Regions from separate parts of the Homo sapiens genome. Here region 1 is linked to region 2. A link is a contact called in ENCODE Hi-C or POLR2A ChIA-PET data. All regions are on one chromosome and are shown on one strand. Each heading gives the region's core, a stretch centred on a gene start or an enhancer-like site at or near the end of the contact. The rest is flanking DNA. Distances are from core to core; before and after follow the strand shown. Region 1 has its middle 72 kb from the start of MIR4771-2. Region 2 has its middle 110 kb from the start of MIR4771-2.

What was found. A loop is a pair of places that touch in the nucleus more often than their neighbours do. ChIA-PET counts read pairs that join two places held with the same protein, here RNA polymerase II (POLR2A). Pooled maps may share reads with other maps.
Region 1: a map of PC-9 shows a loop between it and region 2 (5-fold over the local background). The contact joins two enhancer-like sites. A Hi-C loop is called at or near these places in 7 of 168 maps with a recorded cell type or tissue (CD14-positive monocyte, K562, PC-3 and 4 more), 3 of 37 single-sample maps with no recorded cell type and 8 of 50 pooled maps. POLR2A ChIA-PET finds 5 or more read pairs at or near these places in 10 of 52 experiments (A549, AG04450, GM10248 and 7 more).

Annotation. Positions count from the first base shown.
Region 1 is chr2:111,696,638-111,702,514 of GRCh38, reverse strand. No RefSeq gene overlaps it. Among named protein-coding and RNA genes, the nearest start is that of MIR4771-2, 72 kb to the left of the region's middle. RefSeq lists an enhancer at 1-407. Within about 2 kb of position 3,554, at least 20 of the 41 ENCODE cell types and tissues checked have a DNase peak (open chromatin) inside an H3K27ac peak, as active enhancers do; they include CD14-positive monocyte, PC-3, PC-9 and 2 more, where a contact is called at or near this core.
Region 2 is chr2:111,656,491-111,661,872 of GRCh38, reverse strand. No RefSeq gene overlaps it. Among named protein-coding and RNA genes, the nearest start is that of MIR4771-2, 110 kb to the left of the region's middle. Within about 2 kb of position 2,377, at least 18 of the 41 ENCODE cell types and tissues checked have a DNase peak (open chromatin) inside an H3K27ac peak, as active enhancers do; they include CD14-positive monocyte, PC-3, PC-9 and 2 more, where a contact is called at or near this core.

The DNA.
Region 1 (5,877 bases), core at 2,305-4,804, 39 kb before region 2:
GGGTTCTTCATTCTTGGGGCCTCCCTTCCTTTGTGCTCACACAGAGAGGGAGCTGTGAAAACTGCTCTAACACAAGGGCCTGGGAGAGAAGGTGGACCGACCGCACCTTTCATCTGGTGTGGGTGGGGAATTGTCTTTCCTTGTTCTCAGTTCCTGTGAAGGGAATTTCCTCTCCCCTACCACGGAGGGGCAGTGTTGGGCTGAACACTTTGTTTTTCTGCACCCAATTTTCTGACTTGCCCCCAGGGAGGTGCTGTGTTTTGTCTGACCAGAGAGACTGTTGAGGGCCTGATGCATGTTGGCTCAACTTATGAGCGACCATGGCCACCATGTTGCTGTCATGAACTCTCTCCCTCTCTCTCTCTCTCTCCTCCTCTCTTCTCTCTCACCCACCACGCATCTCACCACCGGGAAGAAGTGCCAGGGCCCTTCTCTGTTTTCTTTCTGAGGGAAAAGGACATCTGTGGCAGAACCAGTCTCTTTTGACAGCCCATTTCTTGCCTGCCGTCTGCTGGACCTTTGGGCCGGGGCGTAACCTTCCAAACGGGACTTGGCAGACTCAATTCTCCCCTTTGGCAGTTCCGAGCCCAAGACTTGAGGGTGATGCTAGGAGCCTCCAGTTCGCCCTCTGGGACCAACCAAGTTCTAGAATCCAGCTTTTCCACAGAGCGGTGAGCTTTCCAAGTTTGGGGTTATCTAGTCCTTATGTTCATCAAGTGTTCTCTCACATGAGTTGTAAGATTTCAGGGAAATGTAAGTTTTCTTGAGCTCTGGCTAATCAGAAATACTCTTAGAAGTGTCTCCACTCATTCATGAGTATCATCCATGTCCTTATTGCAGTCACATTTTACGAGTTGCACTGATCTCATTGGCCAGTCTCTGCTCCATGGTGTCCAGGACCTCAGCTGGTGAGGCGCAAAGTGTCAGGTGAGGTGCAAAGGCTGAGGCCTGGAGTCCTCCAAGGCTCCCTTGCACTTATGGCACTTCATGCCAGTTATCAGCTGGGACTTCGGTTGGAGCAGGCTGCCAGCACACCTGCGTGTGGCCTGGGCCTTCTCTCAGCACTGTAGCCTCAGGGCAGGAGTGGGTGTCAGATTTCTTACTTGGGGCTCAAGATTGCAAATACCAAGGTGGAGACTGCATCTCATTTTATGACCCAACCTTGGAAGTCATGTGAAACACTGGCTACATTCTTTTGGTTGCAGGCAAGTCCCAAACCTTTCCAGATTCAAGACATAGGGAATTAGATTCTAGCTCTTGGTGGAGGAAGATGAGTTTCTAGAATAGCATGTGGGATGGGAGGTATTCTGAGGCTACCTTTGGAAACACAATCTGCCATAGACCAGTCAGGGAGAAGGAAACTGTAATGCTTCCTCTTTCATCTGCCCAGGCTTACTGGTAGACACATGGTTGAGAAGGGCAAAACCTAGGCCAGGTGCGGTGGCTTACACCTGTAATCCCAGCACTTTAGGAGGCTGAGGTGTGCAGATCACTTGAGGTCAGGAGTTTGAGACCAGCCTGGCCAACATGGTGAAACCCTGTCTCTGCTGAAAATACAAAAATTAGCCAGGCATCGTGGCAGGCACCCGTAATCCCACCTACTCGGGAGGCTGAGGTGGGAGAATGCCTTGAACCCGGGTGGCAGAGGTTGCAGTGAGCCAAGATCACACCACTGCACTCCAGTCTGGGCAACAGAGTAAGACTCCATCTCAAAATAAATAAATAAATAAAGCAAAACCTGGCAGGAAAGCTCCCATGAACAACCAGTAATGGAAACAGTTGCAGATTTCTCATGCCTTTGACCAGGAAACACCCACATGGAGGGCAGGGGGCTTGGGCACCTCCATGTGGTTGGCCAGCTCCACGGGCTCTTCTGTACTCTTGAATCTGAGCTCTTGCATTATGCAGTGAAGTAGCTATTTCCTTGCCATTTTGGGCCAAAAATACTACCACAAAGCGGGGATGATAGCTTTCTGTAAAAGTGCTTTGTGTAGTGCCTGGGACCTAGTACATGCTTAACAAACAAGAATATTATTATTCTTGTCTGGCTTTCTCATAATCATTAATGCATGCTCTAGGAGGAATAGTGTGTCCTTTCTCTTCTTCTCCTTTTTTTTTTTTTTTTTTTTTTGAGATGGAGTCTTACTCTGTCGCCCAGGCTGGAGTGCAGTGGCTTGATCTCTGCTCACTGCAACCTCTGCCTCCTGGGTTCACGCCATTCTTCTGCCTCCGTCTCCCAAGTAGCTGGGACTACAGGTGTCCACCACCATGGCCAGCTAACTTTTTTGTATTTTTAGTAGAGATGGGGTTTCACCATGTTGGTCAGGCTGGTCTTGAACTCTTGACCTCAGGTGATCCACCTGCCTTGGCCTCCCAAAGTGCTGGGATTACAGGCGTGAGCCACCGCGCCCGGCCTCTCTTCTTTAGTCCAGAAGATGGACTGTGTGAAGAAAGTCTCCGCCCAGCCACTGTCCTGAGGGTTTATAAAAGTCCACCTCACCCTTACCAGCTCGAGTTCCTAAAAGGTGAGGAACTTTGTGGTGATAATTTTAACATTACAGTATCTATTCAGATAGGTAGAAAACTGACTTATTCTGTTTATTTTTTTATTTATTATTATTATTATTATTATTTTGAGATGTAGTCTTGCTCTGTCACCCAGGCTGGAGTACAGTGGCGCAATCTCAGCTCACTGCAACTTCCGCCTCCCAAGTTCAAGCAATTCTCCTGCCTCAGCCTCCCAAGTAGCTGGGACTACAGGCACCATATTAGCCAGGATGGTCTTGATCTCCTGACCTTGTGATCCACCCACCTCGGACTCCCAAAGTGCTGGGATTACAGGTGTGAGCCACCTCACCTGGCCTAAACTGCCTTATTTTAAAGCCTTTAGATTGTTATGTGTTTTGGGCATGTAATGCCTATTGAATGAATCTTATGTGTGGTGAGCATAATTATTTCAAAACATCTATGATCCAATAATTCTTTAATATTATCTCCTTGAACTTGCACACTGGCTGTCTATCACTGTTCAGGTGGAAAAGAAAGTAAACTTCTTTAAACAAGTGGCTTCAGGATCACAGTAACATTTGTTTTAGGGCTGTGTGTGTGTGTGTGTGTGTGTGTGTGTGTATCATGTTTTGATACTTAGATGCTTAGACTCAGAGCAGTAGCTCTGCTGGGGACTTAGTGAGTGACGGAATACCAGCAAATGGCCACATGTGGGTGTGCGTTCTCCACGTATGGATCAGAGACCTGGAGCACATGGAGGTTCTGCCAGCTCGCACACCAGCATTCAGCAAGCAGATGGTCCTGGCAATATTTGCAGCCATTGAAAATCATGTTTTCCAAGAATATTTAATGACGGAGAGAAATATGATCTAACGTGAAGTGAATTGCATCAAGACTCTGAACTGTGTACCCAGGATGGTCTGATGAGTCAGCTATAATAACCACAGGCAGGAAGTGGAGCCAACCAAACCCTGCTGACTCATTCCCATGGACGGGGAGAAGGGGAGGAAGCTCCTATAGAAGGTGCCCAGCCCTGGGAAGGTCAGTTAACGCCTGACTGACAGGGTCAGAGGAGGAGGAGGAGCGAGCCGGGCAAGAAAGGGGGCGAGGCTGCTGGGAACAGGACAGGGCAGCACCCCTGCAAAGGTCATCATGTGGACCATTTTCCCAGGTGCCAACCCCAAACTGTCCTACCCTTTTCACTAAAGGGTGTTGGCTGCCGAGCTCTTGTTTGGTAGTTCCTTGAGTGTCCCTTAAAGTCACGTCTACATGCTTTTTAAATTTTAATTTTACAGTACTATTTGAAAGGCAACTTGAATGTGGTCTAGTCCCATAACTAGAGGGTCGGCTGAAATGAATCTATGTGGCTTCAAAAATAAATTGCAAATGTATCTTTCAGTTGTCAACCCTAATAGTTATCAATAACTTGCTTTGGGAAAGATCTTTCATCTCTATGTATTTACTATGATTAGACTCCATTAATACTATTAATATTAATAATAATATTAATCTCTGTGGCCTTTGCAAACAGTGGTGTTTATTTATTTGTAGCTGTTGGTTCAGATAGAACTGAAAAGGAGGGAAAGTGGTTTGTCTTAAGAAGGTGATGAGATGGAAAAGAACACCTTCTGGTTCTGAAGTGACCGCTTTCCACGTGCCATTTTCCCGGCCCTGCTGCCCTGTGACCTCTCCCAGGATCACTTAAGGAAAGAAAGAGGAGCTCAGACTTCCCTTCAGGGGTCTGACACCCTGGGGGCTTGGCTGCCACAGGAGTTTCTTGGCATTCAGGCTGGGGACATCCTAATTCTTGCACCTGAGAGGCCCTGTCTCTCTTCCTCCAACATTACTGACAGGCATCACGGGGTTAATTGGTGTGTGTCTAAGTTCCTTCCAAGGGAAAAGTTGTGCACATCCTTGTTAAGAGGAAAAGGAAAAAAAAAAGCTTGTTTTTTTCAGGAGGTCTACATGTTTATTGTTGAAAATGTGTATATTGACTCTCTGCTATGTATCTTCTTGTTTTTTTAAATTTTTACTTTGAAATAATTATAGACTCATATGAAGTTGTAAACATAGTACAGAGAGGTCCTGGGTACCCTCCACCCAGGTTCCCCCATTGGTTATATCTTATATAATTATAGTACAGTACCCAAACCAGGAACCTGGCATTGGTATATTGTGTGTGTATAGTTTTATGACATTTTATTACATGTGGAGAGCACTGAAACCACTACCACAATCAGGACACAGAACTGATTCGTCGCCACAAAGGGACACTGCGCTTCCCCTCCGCAGTCACACCCCCTCCGCCCCCATCGTCCCCAACCCCCGTAACCACTAATCTGTTCTCCGTGTCTATATTTTAGAAATGTTATATAAATGGAATCACACAATATATGACCTTTTGAGGCTGGATTTTATTTAATTAATTTATTTATTTGAGACAGAGTCTGGCTCTGTTGCCCAGGCTGGAGTGCAGTGGCGTGATCTTGACTCACTGCAACCTCTGCCTCCTGGGTTAAAGCAACTCTCGTGCCTCAGTCTCTCAAGTAGCTGGGATTACAGGCATGTGCCACCACTCTTGGCTAATTTTTATATAGTATTTTCAGTAGAGATGGGGTTTCATCATGTTGGCCAGGCTGGTCTCAAACTCCTGGCCTCAAGTGATCTGCCGGCCTTGGCCTCCCAAAGTGCTTGAATTACAGGTGTGAGCCACCATGCCCAGCTGGAGACTGGGTTTTTTGTTTTTTTGTTTTTTTTCACTCAGCAGGATTCCCTAGAGACCCATCCAAGTTGTGGCATATATCAATAGTCCATTCTTTTTTGTTGCTGAGTAGTACGCCATGGTGGTCATTAATTTTATGTGCCAACTTGGCTAGGTCATGGTACCCAGATATTTGGTCATGCGTTATTCTGGATGTTTCTGTGAAAGTATTTTTTTTTTTTTTTTTGAGACAGAGTCTCGCTCTGTTGCCCAGGCTGGAGTGCAGTGGCGCAATCTCGGCTCATTGCAAGCTCTGCCTCCGGGGTTCACACCATTCTCCTGCCTCAGCTTCCTGAGGTAGCTGGGACTACACGCGCCCGCCACTGCGCCAGGCTAATTTTTTGTATTTTTAGTAGAGACGGGGTTTCACCGTGTTAGGATGGTCTTGATCTCCTGACCTTGTGATCCGCCCACCTCGGCCTCCCAAAGTGCTGGAATTACAGGCGTCAGCCACCGTGCCCAGCCCACGCCTGCCTAATTTTTTGTATTTTTTAATAGAGACGGGGTTTCACCACTTTAGTCAGGATGGTCTTAATCTCCTGACCTCGTGATCCACCCACATCGGCCTCCCAAAGTGCTGGGATTACAGGCGTGAGCCACTGCGCCCG
Region 2 (5,382 bases), core at 1,128-3,627:
GCACAGGAGGTGCCAGGGAAGGAGGCTGGGAAGGAATCATCCTTGTGGCGGGAGACCCAGGAGAAGGGAGTGGGCATGAAAGCAGGAGAGAGATTTGAGATGCAGGAGGTGCCGGGGGTCTGAGGAGTGAGTAGATGTGCGAGTTTTCTGTCCACTGACGTTGACTCCATCAACTTCATAAGGGAGAATATTAGTAGGAAGGGGCTGGGGGAGGAAGAAGCTGAAAGAGACAGGGCACATGTGCCCTCATGCCATTGGGTCCAGATCTATTGGATTATCCCGGGGGAACAAGGCCTGGAAGCTTACACCCTAGACAGGCACCCAGTGGTAAGAAGCCCCAGGCCGGGAGCCCACAGAGGTGGCCTTGTATACTCAGGAGTAAGAAGCCTGGCTCTGCCACTCACTCCCTATATGGCCCTAAGTAATCTCTTTGGCTTCTTTGAGTCCAGTTTCCTCCTCTGTAAACTGGGCCACTAATAGCACTGGTCTCATAGGGTGCTGAAAGGATCAAATGGGGAAATATATGGAACTGACTTGGGCCCATGCAGGAGAAATGTTGAATACATGCTTGCCATTAGTTTTGAGGCTTTGGTCTTCTCATATTTAAAAAGGAAGATGGCAATAGCTTTTCTGCTCTGGAAAAAGAATGAGACAGGGTAATGTGTGTGAAAGTAATTTGGAAATGTAAATGTGTAATGTAGTATTATTGTTGGAGGAGCCTTCAGTTCACTTTCGTTGAGGAGGTCGAGGGAACATTAGGGACATGGGGAATTTTATGTGTTGAGTTAGGAGAATAAGCTAGAGAATCACATGCTGGGTTTCAAAAGGAAAAATGGTCTTAAATAAAACTGTGTGTTTTCCCAGTGAATTTGTGGAAAGAACGTAAAATCCCCCATTATTGGTCTCTGTTTTAACGAAAGAAAGGGAAACTTTATTTAAAGGGCCTGTCGACCATATCAGCAATGTGTGGGTAACATCAGTGAGCATAGGAGGGAATCATCTAGGGCAAACTTAGCTTTCAAAATGGGCCTGGTGTGGTGGCTCATGACTGTAATCCCAGTGCTTTGGGAGGCTGAGGTGGGAGGATTGCTTGAGCCCAAGAGTTTGAGGCTGCAGTGAGGCATGATTGTGCCACTGCAGTCCAGCCTGGGTGACAGAGCAAGACTCTCTAGAAAAATAAATAAATAAATACATACATAAAAAGAGTAGGCCCTTTGAGTCCCAAATCAATTGCCTAAGTATGCTACCTTATAAGGTAGTCTATTAAACCTTTGTGAAACGATTATGCTAGCACTGATTGTCGGGCACACACTGCTCAGTGGGGATTCCCATGTGTTCTGCCCCACACGTTACTGATGATGGGCCTTTCAGAATTGTGTTTCAAAATATTTCCATCTGAGCATTATGCCTTATGCTGGCCATGTGAACACCTTATTTAAGGGAAGGAGAGAGAACTGCATTTTGAGTTTCTCATCGTGTATTTTCAACCCACTGCAGGCTAGATTATCTGCCCCTCAGTATTAAAATTACGAGGTCTCAACCCCTCTTGATGCTCTATTAACAATCTGGTACCATGTGGAACACAATCAGGAAGCCTCTGAGCTGGAGAAAGTGTGCGGTTATTGTTATTGATTGCATCAAAAGACAGGCATGTGATCAGGGAGAAGCTGGTGAGGAGGAAAGGCGAGGCTCCTTCCAGGGCCTGGGAGGGGTGAAGGGCCTGTCCGTCCAGCACGGATTCTCTGGCACCAACTGGGTGTCCCACACCTCAGTTCAATTCTGATGTTAACTACCCAGAGTTGGCGCAGACCCCACAGGTGAAGGGGCTTGGCAAGACTGTCCTCACTTCAGGCACCAGCTGTAAGTCCTGGGTCTCCAGGCTACTCATACTTCTGTCCAACTTGGCTACAAATTTGAGAGTTCCCATGACCTCCCTTCTGGTTGGATGGTTTGCTAGAATGACTCACAGAGCTCAGGAATGTGCTACAGGTTACAACTACAGTTTTATTATAATGGATACAAATGAGCAGCCAGATGGAGAGATGTAGGGCAGCAAGGTCTGGGGCAGGGGTGGGGGCGGGGACAGCGGCAGGTGCAGGAGCTTCTGTCCCGCTGGAGTCAGGGTGCTGCACCCTCCCAGAGAGTCAATTATGTTCACCAGCCAGGAAGTCCCCAAGCCTCACTGTTGCAGTATTTGTCCAGGGTTTCACTAAGTAGGCATGTGTGATGAAATCATTGGCATGTGACTGAACTCAAATTTTCAGCTCCCTCTGCTCCCTGGAGATCAGGGCGTGGGGCTGAAACCTCCAACTCTCTAATCACGTGCTTGGCCTTTCTGACGTGGCCAGCCTCTCCCCTGAAACTATGCGAGGGCCACCTCCTTTGTGCAAACTCAGGTAGGAGTTGTATAAGGGGCTGTTTCTGAATAACAAAGCACAGTGGAATCACTCAGGAAATGCGAAGGGTTTGGGAAGCTCTGTGCCAGAAACCATGGACAAAGACAAACAGGTATTTTGATGAGACCACAGCACAAGTTTGTTCATCACAGAGTCCTGGGTTCAGATCCTGGCTTCTCCTTGCTGGGTGAGGCTCTGCCCTCTCAGAACCTGATATGCTTCCTAAGTAAGGTGAGGGGACTGACAGGACCTGCCTCTCAGGGTTGTTGTCCAAATTCAGTGGGTAAGGCTGAGAAAGGCTTGATGGGAGATCAAGCAATGGCAGGATTCAGGGTGGCAGTGGTGCTGCGGTGAGGGGTACGCACAAACACCACGCTGTGGACGCAGACCCCAGACAGTCCTTAAAACGCTCAACACAGAAGTCTAGGACAGAAAACTTGGTCAACATTTGGAATTTACTGTTTTTTTTTTTTGTTGTTGTTGTTGTTTGGTTTTGGTTTTTGAATCAGAGTCTTGCTCTGTTGCCCAGGCTGGAGTGCAGTGGCGCAGTCTTGGCTCACTGCAGCCTCTGCCTCCTGGGCTCAAGTGATTCTCCTGCCTCAGCTTCCTGAGTAGCTGGGATTACAGGTGCATGCCACTATGCCCCCTAATTTTTTTATTTTTAGTAGAGACAGGGTTTCACCATGTTGGCCAGGCTGGTCTCGAACTCCTGACCTCAAGTGGCCCACCCACCCTGGCCTCCCAAAGTGCTGGGATTATGGATGTGAGCCACCACGCCTGGCCTTGGAATTTACGGTTTTGAGAGAAGGTCTTGCTTGAAAATCCAAATAGTTTGAAAATTGATGAGAAGGATAGTTGCTGACACTAAGACTGAGCCCTAATGAGCTATGGAGGAAACATGGGCATTTTAGGGACCACTCACTTAAAGGTTAGTGGTCAGAACCACTGATCTTTTGGTTCTGAGAGGAAAGCCCTCTCCAAACACCTCATGTCCAGGACTGTGAGTGATACATCCTAGTCTGAACAGCCCATGGGTTTGACCTGATGGCCTTTTTTTTTTTTTCATTTTTTATTTTTTGAAACAGGGTCTTGCTCTGTTGCCCAGACTGGAGTGCAGTGGTGCAATCAAGGCTTGCTGCAGCTTCAACTTCCTGGCCTCAGATTATCCTCCCACCCCAGCCTCCTGAGTAGCTGGGACTACAGGCATGCACCACCATGGCCAGCTAATTTTTGTATTTTTTTGTAGAGATAGGGTTTCACCATGTTGCCCAGGATGGTCTCAAACTCCTGAACTTGAGCCATCTGCTCACCTCGGCCTCCCAAAGTTGATGGCTTTTCTTGAGCCATCGACTTGATTTTAATTGTCTTTATTACACTCATTGTTTCTCAGGAAAAATAATGAGCTGTGAAAACACTATCATATTTCAATCTTAGAAGCTTGGTTGGTAATTGTGATCAGAAGTATCGGTTGGATATAAAGTACATGCCAAGTTGAACCAGGTTTCCTTCTGCTTCATCCTCACCTGGGCAGTCTCACTGCTGAGACCCTCTGTATAAGACCTCCAGCTGTCGAAAGTGAAGCAGTGTGACAGGCCTTAGGCAGCCTGGTCCCAGGGAGAGCATGGGGCGTGAGGAGGTGCGACTTCCAATCCCACCTGTGCCTAGACATGTCTGAGTACCCTTGGGAAACTCATTTCCAATTCCTGGGCCTTGGTTTCCTCATCGTAAAGTGAAAAGATTCGACTAGATGCCATGCATCTTTTTGCCCCCAGCTGTCACTGTCCATAGCATGGATGGTCCTACCCCAGCCAGCACCTCTGGAGCTGTTACTGAGCATTGACTATGTGCCAGGCCCTGTACTAACACTTTCCACACTCTGTCTCACTGCCCCCCTCCCAGGAAGTAAGACCTGTATCATCCTTATTTGTTGGGCGGGGAAATTGAGGCTCAGAGGTTGAGTGACTTTTTTTGGGGTCTCAGCTGGTCACTCGGGAGCTGGGTTGGAGTCCAGTTGTGCCTGAGTCCACTGAATAAAAGCATTATTGGGAACTGGCTTCATTAACAATGAGCCCCAGTGGAAACGTAGTATGGAATGGAAATGGAAATGGAAATGCAGTGGAAATGTAGAGTGGATATGGTGTAAGACACCTGGAAAGCTTAAGGAGCGGGAGCTAGAGAGACAGAGAGAGAGACCGAGAGACAGAGAGAGAGAGAGAGAGAGAAATCCCCAATTTCCTGGGTAACAGACACACACCCTTCTCTACCCTGGCTCAGGGCTGGCCATGGCTGTCGTGGCTGCTTTCTGGCCAGCAGAAAGGAATAACCTTGTCACCCGGGAGCAGCGGTGGGTGATGGCACTCCATGAAGAAACCTTTGCCCTCTGGCTGGTAATAAAATAAAGAAAGCTTCAAGTAAGGTGACACAGAACAGAAGTAAGAATAGCAGCAAGGTTATTCTGAGAAAGGCAGAGAGGTCTGTGCTTCGGCTGTGGGAGGATGGAGTCCTGGCGCTTGCTAACCTGCCCGGCTCGTCCGCCTGGAGTTATCGTGAAGGCAGGAGGGAGGATGTCGAGCAGGAGGGGAATTGAAACCATTTAGTCTTGGGGCTGAGATTGTGTTTTACGTATTTGGCAAAGACATTTTCAGTCATTACTTGGATTAACCCTTGCTGGGAGCACAAAGAACAAATCCACGCACGTCGTCCTTTGCTGTGGAAAGACGAGGCACTCAAGGAGCAGGCACACTCCCTTTGCACGCCGACCCCAGCAGGGGAGTGGAGAGCCCACTTGAGGCCCAGGGCCTCACAGAGCTCCATCAAGGACACCCAGACGTCATCTTGCCTTTTCGACAGATAACAATACTGTGTCCCCGCAGCTGGAAGGTGGGCTCCAAGTGTGATGGTTGCAGAAGAGGCTGCTCTCCTATTTGCCTCTCTGAGTGGCTTTCTGCCTTGCCTTGTGTTTCCCCAAAACAGAACCCCCTTTCTG